Regions from separate parts of the Homo sapiens genome. Here all the other regions are linked to region 3. Evidence: read pairs that join two places in POLR2A ChIA-PET (ENCODE). Cell type or tissue: PC-9. All regions are shown on one strand. Region 1 holds the start of LOC124903699 (a long non-coding RNA gene). Region 2 holds the start of CES3 (carboxylesterase 3). Region 3 overlaps SLC9A5 (solute carrier family 9 member A5).

What was found. Peaks named below come from ENCODE experiments on the same cell type or tissue, not always from the same donor. Only the 100,000 strongest peaks of a DNase experiment are listed, where the experiment ranks them.
Region 1: POLR2A ChIA-PET joins it to region 3 with 20 read pairs; 2 of 35 experiments call an interaction of 5 or more read pairs at or near these places.
Region 2: POLR2A ChIA-PET joins it to region 3 with 24 read pairs; 3 of 35 experiments call an interaction of 5 or more read pairs at or near these places.

What each region holds. Positions count from the first base shown.
Region 1 is chr16:66,871,512-66,876,511 of GRCh38, forward strand. LOC124903699 (a long non-coding RNA gene) reads right to left here and starts at 1,744. Exons shown (of 4, transcript XR_007065088.1): 1 at 1,604-1,744. In PC-9, CTCF peaks have their summits at 1,812 (motif pointing left) and 2,014; a DNase peak (open chromatin) is centred at 1,910; H3K4me3 peaks cover 979 bases; H3K27ac peaks cover 563 bases.
Region 2 is chr16:66,958,199-66,963,198 of GRCh38, forward strand. It overlaps CES3 (carboxylesterase 3), which reads left to right and starts at 3,068. Exons shown (of 13, transcript NM_024922.6): 1 at 3,068-3,191; 2 at 4,981-5,000. The coding sequence starts at 3,110. RefSeq lists enhancers at 2,710-2,959, 2,764-3,265, 3,050-3,259. In PC-9, CTCF peaks have their summits at 3,017 and 3,220; a DNase peak (open chromatin) is centred at 3,003.
Region 3 is chr16:67,265,772-67,270,771 of GRCh38, forward strand. SLC9A5 (solute carrier family 9 member A5) reads left to right here. Exons shown (of 16, transcript NM_004594.3): 15 at 317-454; 16 at 4,967-5,000. LOC124903701 (a long non-coding RNA gene) reads right to left here. Exons shown (of 3, transcript XR_007065092.1): 3 at 1-340. Among named protein-coding and RNA genes, the nearest start is that of PLEKHG4, 11 kb to the right of the region's middle. RefSeq lists a silencer at 4,863-5,000. In PC-9, no CTCF peak of the experiment used is centred here; a DNase peak (open chromatin) is centred at 2,660.

The DNA of each region.
Region 1 (5,000 bases), 390 kb before region 3:
AGGCTGAGGCAGGAGGATTGCCTGAGCCCAGGAGGTCAAGGCTGCAGTGAGCTATAATCACGCCACTGTACTCCAGCCTGGGCAACAGAGCAAGACTCTGTCTTAAAAAAAATGGATAGAAGGGTGTCTCACAAAGTACATGGGTCCAGCCAGATGTGACTAGTTTCTACAGCAAAGAGGAGGTTCATGGGGAAACATTTGGCATTGCTGCAATAAAACTGGATGGATTCCTTTTACTGCAGAATTTTAAAGCCTTGACTATACACACTGTGCATTCTGAATCTCTTCCAAGGTGGGGTAGTGGGCTATGGATCTTTTCTCTCAGAACATTTTGTGGGATCGTGTTCCAGGGAGCATGCTTTAGGAAAGCAGGAGGGAGATGCCCTCTCAAGTCCTTTCCAGCCCTGGCCCAAGGGTTGGAGATGGGGCAGGCAGCCCTGGCCATAAAATCCAAGCCCTTCCTTTGGCCCACAAGGCCAGGACCTTTGCCCCTGCTGTTTTCTCTCCATAACTTCCTTCAGATCTCTCCCGAAAGCCTTCCTGGATTTCCTATCTACAAGGGCGGTGCCTCCAGTCCTCACCCACAGGGCAGGTGCAGCTGCAACCTGGCCTCTTCTCTGTTGCCTTCTTGCCCCAGAGAGTGGGTGTGCTGTGTCTTCTTCCCTCCCACTCCTATGTGTAAGTGTGTAAGGCAGACTTTAATGAATTGTTCCTGATTATTAAATATATGTTCCATGTTTAAAAATAAGAAAAGTAGGCCAGAGGCGGTGGCTCACGCCTGTGATCACAGCACTTTCGGAGGCTGAGGCAGGAGGATTGTTTGAGTCCAGGAGTTTGACACCAACCCCGGGTAACAGAGCGAGACTCTGTCTCTATTTAAAAAAAAAAAAAAATGAGTAGGGCTGGAGTGGTGGCTCACACCTGTGATCCCAGCACTTTGGGTGACTGGAGAGGATTGCTTGAGCCCAGGAGTTCAAAACCAGCCCTGGCAACATAGCAAGACCATGTCTCTATTAAATAAATTAGTAAAAAAAAATTTTTTTTAATTAAAAAGATATAAGAATAGTAAATAATGAAATAAATGGAAAAATAAAGAATGTAAGAGTTCCAGCTGGGCTGTGGTGGTGCACACCTGTAGTCCCAGCTACTTAGGAAGCTGAGGTAGGAGGATCTATTGAGCCCAGGAGTTCAAATGCAGTGAGCTATGATTGCGCCACTGCACTGCAGCCTGATGGGAGACTGTCTCAAAAATAAAGAAATAAAGAAATAGACCTACAGTTTTATGACCCAGAGATAAGCATTGGTAACTGCTGGCTTGTGTGTCCTACTAAACTTTTCTCTGCATATAAACAGGTGTGCACACGGGGAGGAAAAGGGGATAGAGAAGAAATACAGAAATAAATCGTTGTTGTTATCAAAACGCCTTCTCTTTGTCGTAAACGTGTTTTTCCACTTGGTGTTCTGTCCTGGCCAATTCCAACCGCGCGCCTGCTCAGGCCGAGGTGAGATCCCTGCAGCCCCAACCTGGGGTGCTGACACCCTTGCACACCACCCTTGTGCGCAGCCCCCAGTGCTCGCATGCTTTTTGCATAGAGTTGCTCACCGGCTCGCTCCGACCAGGGCTTCCCCGGAAAAGGTGGGGAGGGGCTCCTAGGCACTCGCGGTTTCCTGGAGATCCACCGTCTCCCTGGGTAGCTCAGGCCGGTGCTCCAAGGCCATTGCCTGCTGACGCAGCCGACTCTGCGGTCTCCTACAGCATGCGCCTCCTGGGAGCGAGCTCGCCGGGCCGCGCCCCCTGCTGGCCGTGTCCCCTGAAGCCTCGGCCGCAAATGCGCGCCGCTTGAGCCTCGGAGGTTCGGAGTCTCCTCTCCCAGCTTCCTCTTCTCCGTCCACGCCCACCAGACTTTTAGGCCGTTCTACTCTCCAAACTACCCTTCTTGAAAGGATGTGAGTCATTTGCCAATTGGAGTGCAAACGACAACCACAAAGCCCACACAAATGCCCTTCCATGTAGTTTTACTGAGGCTCAGAGGAAGTGACTGGCCCGCAGGGTCACACAGCAAGTAGGTGGCAGAGCCGGGCCTCAGTCCTGAGACCCACAGGGTGATGGAAAATTCTTCTCTCTCCTCCCCCTTCTCCTCCTCTTCTTCTCCTACTCCTCCTCCTGTCCTTCTTCCTCCTCCTCCTCCCCCCTCCTCCTCCCCCTCCTCCCCCCTCCTCCCTTCTCCTCCTTCTCCTCCTCCTCCTACCCCCTCCTCCTCTCCCTCCTCCTACCCCCTCCTCCTCTCCCTCCTCCTCCCCCTTTCCCTCCTCCTCCCCCTTCCTCTCCTCTCCTCCCTCCTCCCCCTCCTCCCTCCTCCTCCCTCCTCCTCCTTCCTCCTCCTCCCTTCCTCCTGCCCCCTCCTCCTCCCTTCTCCTCCTTCTCCTCCTCCTCCTTCTCCTCCTACCCCCTCCTCCACTCCCTCCTCCTCCCCCCTTCTTCTCCTCTCCTCCCTCCTCCCCTCTCCTCCTTCCTCCTCCTCCCTCCTCCCCCCTCCTCCTCCCTCCTCCTCCCTCCTCCTCTACCTCCTTCTTCTTCTTGTTTTCTTCTGTTGGCCTGTCTCTGTTGCCCAGGCTGGTCTCAAACTCTTGGCCTCAAGGGATCCACCTGCCTTGGCCTCCCAAAGCACTGGGACTACAGGCATGAGCCACCACCCCTGACCAAGGTGATGGAAAATAATGAGCCCACTCCTGAATAAGGCCTGATTGGGGATGAGTGGGACTTGATGGTGGCAAAGAGAGCAGTTGCTTTGCCCCTAGGGCACAGATCACTGCAGTCTTGTGTGCAGCTGCTCTTTCTGGTGAGTGAAAGGAATTGCCCCTCTTTGGAAAAGAGGCTGAAAAACACAGGTCATATTTCCCCCAGAGAGTCTGCCCATCCTCCTCTACAGGAGAGCAAGCCTTAGCATTGGCTTTAGCTTGAGGCACTTAAAACAACAATTTTTAGGCCTCCCGACAACCTGGTAAACTTGTTGGTGGTGTTACTTCAGAGGAGATTTGAATAAAGGGCTGAAGAAGGACTTGTATTTTTCAAAAATTCTCAAGCATTTTTCACTGGCACAGCCTCAAGCCTTGCTAAACCATCCCTGAGCTAGCTGCCCCACAGGGAGGGGTAGCTCTTCTGGCTTTATTCAGATGCTCTGGGGAGTGAGAATGCCACAGAACTACTGCAATGACAAACTTTTCTGCTAACTGACAAAGAACAAAGACACTTGAGATTTTTACAAATTGTCCTAGATATCAGCGTGGACGTTACAGCTTTTTTTTTTTTTTTTTTTTCCGCAACATAATTTTGCTCTGTTGCCCAGGCTGGAATGCAGTGGCATGACCTCGGCTCACCGCAGCCTCCACCTCCCGGGTTCAGTCGGTTCTTGTGCTTCAGCCTCCTGAGTAGCTGGGACTATAGGCATGTACCACCACACTCACTTGGCTAATTTTTGTATTTTTGTAGAGACGGGGTTTCACCATGCTGGCGAGGCTGGTGTCAAACTCCTGGCCTCAAGTGATCCGCCCACCTCAGCCTCCCAAAGTGCTGAGATTACAGGCATAAGCCACTATGCGTGGCCGGATGCTACAGCTTTAACAGTGAGATAGAAACTGGCTGCCACTGTCTCAGGTCTTCCTGACACAAGATCATCCTCAAATCCAGCTTTCCTAACATTCCATAGATGTCTTGTCTGTAGCCAGGCACAGTGGCTTATGCCTATAAGCCCAGCACTTTGGGAGGCCAAGGTGGGCGATCACTTGAGCTCAGGAGTTCAAGATCACCTGGGCAACATAGTGGGAGTCTCTCTACAAAAAATTCAAAAATTAGCCATGTGTGGTGGTGTTCGCCTGTAGTCCCAGGATCGCTTGAGCCTGGGAGGTTGAAGCTGCAGTGAGCTGTTCCTGCGCCACTGCACTCCAGCCTGGGCGACAGAGCAAGACCCTGTCTCAAAAAAAAAAAAAAAAAAAAAAAAAAAGTCTTGTCTGCATAGGTGAGGAATCAGGGGACTTTGCAGGAATCATCCAAGAGGTCCATTTCTTTACCCCTGTCACTCACCTGGGTGGTTTTGTTTTTGTTTTGTTTTGTTTTTGAGACAGAGTCTTGCTTTGTCATCCGGGCTGGAGTGATCTCAGCTCACTGCAACCTCTGCCTCCTGTGTTCAAGAGATTCTCTTGCATCTGGCTGTTTTAAAAATAGTGTTGCAGCTGGGTGCAGTGGCTCATACCTGTAATCCCAGCACTTTGGGAGGCTGAGACGGGCCGATTGCCTGAGCTCAGGAGTTCGAGACCAGCCTGGGCAATGTGGTGAAACCCCGTCTCTACTAAAAATACAAACAAACAAACAAAAAAATTAGCCAGGCGTGGCAGCGTGTGCCTGTAGTCCCAGATACTTGGGAGGCTGAGGCAGGAGAATTGCTTGAACCCAGGAGGCAGAGGTTGCAGTGAGCCAAGATTGTGCCACTGCACTCCAGCCTAGGCAGCAGAGCAAGACTCTGTCTCAAAAAAAGAATAAATAAATAAAAAATAAAATAAAAATAGTTTTGCTTTTCCCCCCCTCATTATACAAGTTATGCTAGATGGAGTAATGTATATTTACTGTAAAAAATTTGTAATGTTCACCTTTGTCTCTTTAGGATAAATTGAAATAAGTAGAATTAGTGGATCAAAGGTATGCCCATTGAGTAGCCTCCATGTATGCTCTGTATTAGTCAGTTTTCACACTGCTATGAAGAATACCTGAGACTGCATAATTTATAAAGGAAAGAGGTTTAATTGACTCACATTTCCGCATGGCTGGGGAGGCCTCAGGAAACTTACAATCATGGCAGAAGACAAAGGGGAAGCAAGACACGTTTTAAATGGCGGCAGGCAAGCAAGAGCACAGGGGAAACTGTCTGTTATAAACAATCAGATCTCCACGAGGTCAGGAGATCCAGACCATCCTGGCTAACACAGTGAAATCCTGTTTCTACTAA
Region 2 (5,000 bases), 310 kb before region 3:
TTTCACATTTTTATGATTCCCTCAGTCATCATCGATGCCAAGACCTCTGAACCATAGCACAGTAAATGGTGGAATCCATGGGCATGTTCCCCCCAGTAGTCATGGACAGCAGCCCAGGGATTTGGAAGAAGTTGACCTGTTAATGTAAAGGAGCTTTGTCACTGGACTCTGAGCTGGGAGGAGCTGGGGACCTCTTAGCACCCACAACCCAGGTATTAATTAGGACATGAGAATTAAGGGCAGAGTTAGCATCTACCAAGGCAGGAGGCTGGGAGGATGGCTGGGGCCACAGTGAGTTGGATGGGAGACATTGAATCAACAACAGGCCATGCTGTTGGGTGGAGGTCGAGAGCAACTTCTGGTGGAGACTGGAAGGAGAGAAACTGGAGACAGCAAAGGTGGATGACTAGCTTTCCTAGAAATAAGAACAGAAGGGCCAGGCATGGTGGCTCACGCCTGTAATCCTGGCACTTTGGGAGGTGGAGGGAGGAGGATTTCTTGAGCCCAGGAGTTCGAGACCAGCCTGGTCAACATAGGGAGATCCCATCTCTACAAAAAACATACAAAAAGTAAAAAAATAACCAGGCATGACGGCACACATGCACCTGTAGTCGCAGCTACTTGGGAGGCCAAGGTGGGAGGATCACTTAAACCCAGGAGATTGAGGCTGCAGTGAGCCAAGATCATGCCACTATACTCTACCCTGGGTGACAGAGTGAGACCCTGTCTCCAAAAAAACAAAAAAGAAGAGGAAGAAAGAAAGAGAGGAAGGAAGGAAGGAAGTGGGGGGGAGGGAAAGAAAGCAAGAAAGAAAGAAAGAAGAAAGAGAAAGAAAAGAAAGAGAGACAAAGAAAAGAGAGGAAATAAAAAGAAAGAAAGAAAGAAAAGAAAGAAAAAGAAAGAGAGAAAGAAAGAAAGAGAAAGAAAGAGGAAGGAAGGAAGGAAGGGGAAAAACAGAAGAATGGAGCAATAGCTAGAGGGCAAAGTGGGTCAAGGCAGGCTTTGATGGTGGCATTTACACAGAAGCTGTGTTTGCAGCTGATGGGAGGGATGCTGCTACCAAAGAGACAGCCCTGGGGACGTGGGAGGGGACCAGGGTCTAGTGTCCATGGGTAGGTCCCAGAGCTGGGACTAGAGCAAGACAAGCAAGTGTAAAATTTAGAAGGCATTCATTCTCAGGTGCCGACCCTCTACTGGTATGACCCCGGGGGTGAGTGACTCTTTAACTTTTATGCCCTGGGCGCCTTGCTGGCCTGTCTCACCCTAGTCCTGGCCCTGGTAGGCCCATCCACAATGCTAGGAGGGAAGGCAGACCTAGCTGCAGGGAGTTGGGAAACGTGGCCTTGGGAGCAGATGGAGAGCTCTCCTGGCAGCATCTATACCCGAAGATGGAAGGTAAGATTGTGGGCGGAGAAGAGATCCAGGTGCCTTGATGTGAGTGTTGAAGGTGGAAAGCATGCCAGAGCCAGGTGCTAAAATCTTCAGCAAATGATCAAGGGGGTGTGGCTGGGGGGTGGCAGGGCTGTGATGGCAACAAGAAGAGGAAGGTGGAATAGGGAAGGACAAAGTCTGGAGGCAGCTCTGAAAAGGAGACCCCACCCCAGGCTGCCGGGGAAGATTCAGGAAGCTGCAATGGTTTTTTATGAATTTTTTTTTAGAGAGAGAGTCTTGCTATGTTGCCCAAGCTGGCCTCAAGCTCCTGGGCTGAAGCAATCCTCCTGCCTCAGCCGCCTGAGTAGCTGGGACTACAGACTTGTGCCACAATGCCCAGCTGGCACTAGTTATTTTTGGCAGAAGGGAAGTTTCATCCTAAAGCCTGTCTCTTCAGCTCTGGGTGCCAGCTGGAGCCCCGGAAGAGGATCTGGCATCGTGTTTAGGCACAACCCTCACTCTGTCTTTCACTGGGCCAGCAAATATCTATCCATCCTCCCACCGCCTACTCCCAGCCAGCCATGTTCCTGACACTGAGGCCCAGAAGTGAGTCCTGCCCTCCCTGGGGGTGGGAGCCTCCTAAGCCAGCAGAGAGACAGATGCCCTGCAGATCCCCGCCCCGGTCAAGAGCAGGCTTCCATCAGTTCTGGTTCCCAGACTCTCCTCTCCTCAGGCTTCCATGAGTTCTGGTTCCAAGCCCCTCCCCTCCTCTCCCCTCCCCTCCCTCCCTCCCTCCCTCTCTCTCTTTCTTTCTCTCTCTATTTTTCTTTTTTCTCTTTTTGTTTCTTTCTCTTTTTCTGTCTCTTTTTCTTTCTCTCTCTCCTTTCTCTCTCTCCTTCTTTCTCTCTCTCCTTTCTTTCTTCTCTCTCTCTCTTTCTCTCTTTCTTTGTCTTGCTCTATAGCCTAGCCTAGAGTGCAGTGGCATTATCACAGCTCACTGCAGTCTCGACAACCTGGGCTCAAGTGATCCTCTCACCTCAGCCTCCCAAGTAGCTGGGACCACAGGCATGCACCATCACACCTGGCTAATTTTTTTTATTTTTTCTAGAGACGTGTCTCCCTGTGTTGCCCAGGCTGGTCTCAAACTCCTGGGCTCAAGCGATCTTCCTGCCCCATCCTCCTAAAGCACTGGGATTACAGGTATGAGCCACCACACCCAGTCCCAAGCCTCATGTTTTCACACACACACTCACACACACATGCAAACATGTACCCTCACTTCAATGCTATGAGGTGGGTCCTATTATCATCACTGTTTTATTTTCTTTCACATTTTAACATGAGATTTGGAGGGGACAAAACATCCAAACCATATCAAGCCCTCACCTCAGGCTGGGTTGCCCACTCGGAGTGGCACCCCAGGGTCACTGGCCACCACTTCCTAGGGTCAGTGATGTGGTCACCTTGGGATGAACGCACAGGATTTCATGGAGATCACCAAGTCAGGAGAGCTGGAATTTGAAAACAGTGGGACGGGGAGGGCTGTCATATCAACCAGGCCTCTGCAGGGCACTCATCTAGCCCTGCCTCTGGCTCAGCCTGAGCATGGGGCTGGCCACCAGCTAGGTGGCGCTGTCCTTGGAGGTTCTATATCACAGCCCTTTAGAGATCGGTGGTGCTGAAGGGCAGGGATCTTATTCCACCTTCTGAAGCTTCTGTCGAACCAGTTGTAAGGAGAATGGAGAGAGCAGTGAGAGTGGAGTCCGGGGTCCTGGTCGGGGTGGTCTGTCTGCTCCTGGCATGCCCTGCCACAGCCACTGGTAAGACACACCTGCTGGGCCTGCAGAGGTACTTGGTGTGGAGGAGTCAAGAGTGAGACAGGGACAGGGAGCAGTGGGCCGACCGCTCAGGAAACAGTCCTGTTTGGAGGCAGACCAGGGGTTGTGCATTCTCTCTGGGCAGGCGCTCTGCTCTTGCTGTATTTGTTTCGTTGTTTTTGTTGTTGTTGTTTGAGACAGAGTTTTGCTCTTGTTACCCAGGCTGGAGTGCAATGGCGCGATCTCGGCTCACTGCAACCTCCGCCTCCTGGATTCAAGCGATTCTCCTGCCTCAGCCTCCTGAGTAGCTGGGATTACAGGCACCTGCCACCATGGCCGGCTAATTTTTGTATTTTTAGGAGAGATGGGGTTTCACCATGTGGGCCAGGCTGGTCTCAAACTCCTGACCTCAGGTGACCCACCTGCCTCGGCCTCCCAAAGTGCTGGGATTACAGGCGTGAGCCACCGCACCTGGCCTGTCTTTATGTCTTAAGGGGGCCTGAGATTTGTTTTAATGAAGTATAGTAAGACAAGCAGATATGCAAATGACTATCATGAGGGAAGGAGTTTGCTCGTAGTTCCCTGTGAACAGGAAGCAGGCCATGCCACATAGGGCCACAGAGGGAAGCACCAGGTGGCATCAGCCAGGAGGCAGAGGGAGCAGGGGGAAAATGTGGGCAAGCCCCTTTGACACGGTTGCCACGGGAAGGAATAGGCAAGGCAGGCTAAAGAGGTTTACGATTGGCAGCAGGCTCTGGGGAAAGGGGCTGTCCCCAGCCAGCTTCCTGGTACCCGGCTCTGTGGTGATTATGGCTGGTGGATGGCAGCCAGGAGCTGAGAGCTGTATAAAGGAGGTGGTTGGGTATGGCTCTGGACTGGTTTGCCTTTGCTCCCTAGAGAGATGCCTGCCAATTCCACCTCCCCAGAGAGCTGCCTCCTATCTCTAGGAATTGTCTAGCCTGGGAGAGGCAGTCCTCCAGTCTTAGTCTGTTTGTGTTGTTGTAAAAGAATACAGGAAGCTGGGTAATTCACAAAGAAAAGAAGTTTAGTTAGGCCACAGTTCTGCAGGCCGTACAAGAAACATGGTGCCAGCTGGGCATGATGGCTCACACCTGTCGTCCCAGCACTTGGGGAGGCTGAGGTGAAAGGATTGCTTGAGCCCAGGGGTTTGAGACCAGCCTGGGCAACATAATGAGACCCCATCTCTACTTTTTAAAAAATAATTCAGGGCTGGGCATGATGGCTCATGCCTGTAATGCCAGCACTTTGGGAGCCCCAGGTGGATGGATTACTTGAGGTCAGGAGTTCGAGACCAGCCTGGCCAACATGATGAAACCCCGTCTCTACTAAAAATACAAAAATTAGCCAGGCGTTGTGGTGCACACCTGTAATCCCAGCTACTTGGGAGGCTGAGGCCCTGGAGTCGCTTGAACTCGGGAGTCAGAGGTTGCAGTGAGCCAAGATCGTGCCACTGCACTCCAGCTTGGTCAACAGAGCTAGACCCTGTCTCAAACACAAAAAATAAAAACAAAGAAATGGGCAAGTGGCTGGCCCCAAGGCACAAGGCCCTAGTGGCAGGCCCGGTCTGGCCTGGAGTGGAGTGGTAGTGACTCTCAGGCAGGCAGGGAGGAGGAAGTTGGGCGTCAACCTAAGACCAGGCTCACCGGCTTGCTGGGAAGGTTACCAAGATGCTGTGTGGTAAGTACTGAGAACAGCCTGAGGGTTTGTCTTTCACTCCTTCCCCTCATGGGGGCTGCAAACTCACCCCGTGGCCTTTCTGTCCTTCCCTCAGGGCCCGAAGTTGCTCAGCCT
Region 3 (5,000 bases):
CAAGTGCTCATGTTTCCAGTGGATCGTGGGATTTGGGGCTGAAAGAAGAGGATGGGGGAGCTGGAAAGTGTGGTCCTCATGACTTCCTCCGGGGACTTAGCTTCCTCTGGTCGCTTCCTTGGGCTCCGCAATGTCAGTTCTCTTCCTCCCAAGTCCCCACCTCTTAGGCCAGTGCTTGAAACAGCCAGAGGAGAAAGCAAGTGTCTCTGCCAACGTGTGTTCTGCCTAGGGAGACAGGGAGCTGGCTTGGGGCTGTGTAGTCCCAACAGGCAGCTGCCAGCCCAGGATGCCTGACTCTGCTCTTGTCTCTGTCCAGCTGCTGTGATATTAACCGTGGAGTCTGAGGAGGAGGAGGAGGAGAGCGACAGTTCAGAGACAGAGAAGGAGGACGATGAGGGGATCATCTTTGTGGCTCGTGCCACCAGTGAGGTTCTCCAAGAGGGCAAGGTCTCAGGTAATGGCTTCCTCCCTGCCCACCTCCCCTCTGGAGCAAGCTGGTTTCCTCTCTCTTCACTCATGGCCTCTACTCCAGACAACTCCCTTTTCCTATTCACTAGTTTATTCATCAGCCAGCATTTGCAGAGCCTCTTCTTCATACCAGATGCCCGACATAGGTAATATTCAACCCTCACAACAACCAAGATGGGGAAACTGAGCTTAGAGAGCTTAAGAGACTTGTGACTTGTCCAGCATCACATAGTAGAACCAGAATTTGAACCTGACTCATCTGACTCCCAAGCCCACAGCCTTTCTTTTTTTAATTTTTAAATTTATTTTATTTTATTTGAGACAGAGTTTTGCTCTTGTCATCCAGGCTGGAGTGCAGTGGTGCGATCTCAGCTCACTGCAACCTCTGGCTCCCGGGTTCAAGCAATTCTCCTGCCTCAGCCTCCCTAGTAGCTGGGATTACAGACGTGCACCCCCACGCCTGGCTAATTTTCATATTTTTAGTGGAGATGGGGTTTCACCATGTTGGCCAGGCTGGTCTTGAACTCCTGACCTCAGGTGATCCACCCACCTTGGTCTCCCAAAGTGCTGGGATTACAGGCGTGAGCCACCATGCCCGGCCTATTCTTTTCTTTTTTTTTTTTTTTTTAAATGCCATTCTTGCATTGCTATAATCTTTTTTTTCTTTTTCTTTTTTTTTTTTGAGACAGGATCTCACTCTGTCACCCAGGCTGGATCATGGATTGCACAATGGCATGATCATGGCTCACTGCAGCCTTGATCTCCAGGGCTCAAGTGATCCTCCCACCTCAGCTTCCCGAGTAGTTGGGACTACCGGTGTGCACTAGCACACCCAGCTGTTGTTTTTTTTTTTTTTTTTTTTTTTGCTACGGGGTTTTGCTCTTGTTGCCCAGGCTGGAGTGTAATGGTGTGACTCAGGTCATGGCAACCTCTGCCTCTCGGGTTCAAGTGATTCTTCTGCCTCCGCCTCCCGAGTAGCTGGGATTACAGGCATGCGCCACCACACCCAGCTAATTTTGTATTTTTAGTAGAGATGGGGTGTCTCCATGTTGGTCAGGCTGGTTTCGAACTCCTGACCTCAGGTGATCTGCCCTCCTCGGCCTCCCAAAGTGCTGGGATTACAGGCATGAGCCACCGTGCTCAGCACCCAGCTGATTTTTAAAAATTGTTTGTAGAGATGAGGTTTCACTGTGTTGCCCAGGCTGGTCTCAAACTCCTGGCAGTCTTCCCTCCTTGGCCTCCCAAAATGCTGGGATTGCAGGTGTCAGCCACCGTGCCCACCCACACCCTTTCAAGGCCATGCTGCCTCCCTTTGTAGTCTAGTGAGGAATAGGAGGTGGTGAGCAAACCATGGGCTCTGTTGAGACCCATGCCCTCAAGTAGATCCCCAGGTGAAGGTGGCAGCCTGACCTGGAGGAGCAGCCTGAATTCATCAAAATGGAGTTATTGTGGACAAAAATACAGTATATAAGCATTTTTCTGTATGTATAGAGACCTAATTCACTCATATTGTTAGTATCACTGGTGGTTGGCACCCTCAAGTGTCTTTAAACATTTTTTATTATAGAAAATTTCAAAATATACAATGATAGAACTATAAAATAAACTCCCATCTATCCATTATCCAGCTTCAATAATTACCTACTCATAGCCAATCTTATTTCACCTAAACCTCACCTATGCCCCACCCTCCACTGGGTTCCTTTGATGCAAGTCTCAAATATCATATCACTTTATCAATAAATACTTCAGTACATGTCTCTAAAATATAAGGATTCTTTTTTTTTCTTTCAAGATGGTCTCTCTCTGTCACCCAGGCTGGAGTGCAGTGGTGCGATCATAGCTCACTGCAGCCTTGAATGCCCCGACTTAAGCAGTCCTTTTGCCTTAGCCTCCCGAGTAGCTGGGACTACAGGCACACACCATCATGCCCAGCCTTTTTTTTTTTTTTTTTTCTGGTAGAGATGAGGCCTTGTTATGTTGCCCAGGCTAGTCTTAAAGTCCTGAGCTCAAGTGATCTTTACTTCTCAGCCTCCTAAAGTGATGAGATGAAAGGCGTGAACTACCATGCCCAGCCAGATAAGGATTTTTTTTTTTTTTTTTTTGAGTTAGGATCTCTCTTTGACACCCAAGCAAGAGTGCAGTGGCCGGATCATGACTCACTGCTTCCTCAACCTCTTGGGCTCAAGCCACTCCACCCGGCCTCAGATAAGGATTCCTGATGCATGCCTCTAGTCAATTGACCCCAGGAGGCTGAGGCTGCAGTGAGCTATGATCACGCCACTACACTCCAGCCTGGGCAACAGAACAACACTCTGTCTCTTGGGGAAGAAAAAAGGATTCTTTAAAAAATATGTAACCACAATGCCTTTCCCATATCTAAAAATCTGTCATCAAACATCGTTCAAATTTCCCTGATTATATATATATATATATATATATATATATATATATATATATATATATATATATTTTTACAGTAGGCTTGTCCAATGTCCCTTTTAACCTATAGCAGTGATTCTCCAGGGGGATGGTGGTGGAGTGATTTTGCTCCCCCAGGGGACATTTGGCAATGCCCAGAGACATTTTTGGTTGTCACAACTGGGGAGGATGGCCTTGGATGGAGGGGTAGAGGCCAGGGATGCTGCTAAACATCCTACAATGAACAGGACAACCCTCACCAGCAAAGGAGTAGCTGTCCCAAAATGTCAAGTGTCAACTTTGATAAACCCTGATCCATAGTTTCCCCCAAACCCCCTACTTTTTTTTCTTCACGATGTATTTACTGAAGAAACCTGCTTATTTGTCCTACAGTCTTTCTCTGTCTGGATTTTGTTGGTTGCATCCCCAAAGTGTCATTTAATATGTTTCTCTGTCTCTTAAATTTCCTTTAAACCAGTAAATCCACAGGCAGTGGCTCACACCTATAATTCCAGCACTTCGGGAGGCCAAGGTGTGCAGATCACCTGAGGTCAGGAGTTTGAGACCAGTCTGGCCAACATGGTGAAAACCTGTCTCTACTAAAAATACGAAAAAAAAAAAATTAGCTAGGCATGGTGGTGGGCACCTGTAATCCCAGCTACTCTGGAGGCTGAGATGGGAGAATAGCTTGAACCTGAGAGGTGGAGACTGCAGTGAGCTGAGATCGTGCCTCTACACTCTAGCCTAGGTGACAGAGCAAGACTCCATCTCAAACAAACAAAAAAACAAAAAACCTCGCCTCATCAATTATTTGGTTACTTTGAGGTACAGTTCACCCAGTAAATGCTTGATTCTTTCATTTATCAGTTTTCAGACCAAAGAATTCATTCCCTAGCAGCCTGTAAAGGTGAATACCAAAGGTTTTTTGTTTTACACTTTTTGTTGTTGTTATCGCATTTTAATATTCCAGGTCTTTCAAGAGATACCATTTTACTTTTAATCATAGCATCAATACATTTCACACATGTACTCAAACAGAAGCTTATTGGGCTGCTCAGGACTTTATCGATGAACAGATACAGGCTGTACTGTACTTTGGAGAGCTGGGGTGGTTGGTGGCCAGAGGAATTCTCTTTCCAGGTTTCCTCCTTCAGAACCTCAGATTTCCTGTAATTCAGCCCCGCCCCTGCAGTTCTGGGATTCTTAGCTCAGGTCCCCTATGCCTCGTCATCCCCTTTGCGGCAAAGCTCTGGCCTGCTGTTAGGTTTGCATGAGCTCACACTCCTGGGCTTTGTCCCACCAAAGGGCTGTGGTGGGTACTCAGGCAGGATGCTCAGCAGAAAAACCTTTGGCCTGTAGCCTCCAGGTCTTTCTTTCCCTCTCTGGTGGCTGGCGTTTCTCCCTCGCTGGTTGGCTGGGATGGGGCTTGGCAGGAGGCTGTTTCAGAGACCAGTGCTGCAGTAGGGTGAGGGGACTGGAGATGGGGCTTCCTGCCTGGCTCCTGCTTTTGCTATCTTCTTATTTTTTATTTTTATTTATTTTTTATATAGAGTCTCACTCTTTCACCCAGGCTGGAGTGCAGTGGCGAGATCTCGGCTCATTGCAACCTCTGCCTCCCGGGTTCAAGTGATTCTCTTGCCTCAGCCTCCCGAGTACCTGGGATTACAGGCGTGTGCCACTGTGCTTGGCTAATTTTTGTATTTTTAGTAGAGACAGGGTTTCATCATGTTGGCCAGGCTGGTCACTAACTCCTGAGCTCAGGTGATCCACCACCTTGGCCTCCCAAAGTGCTGGGATTACGGCATGAGCCATAAGCCAACTTTCCTTATTTTCGTTTCTTTGATGAAAATAATGTTCAATTTCTTGAGCAACTACTGTGTGCCCGGCCCTGTGCTAGGTGTTGGGGATAGAGTGGAGAGTAAAACAAGCTGTGGTACTTCGCCTCAGCAAGACATTCATCCGATAATCGCAAAAATGGACGGCATATGGAAACTGTGGCATGAATTTATAAGAATGTGCTTATACTTGAGATTTCCACTGTATTGGTAATGAGTTCATGTGTACTCTCTGTCCCCAGGAAGCCTTGAGGTGTGCCCAAGCCCACGAATCAT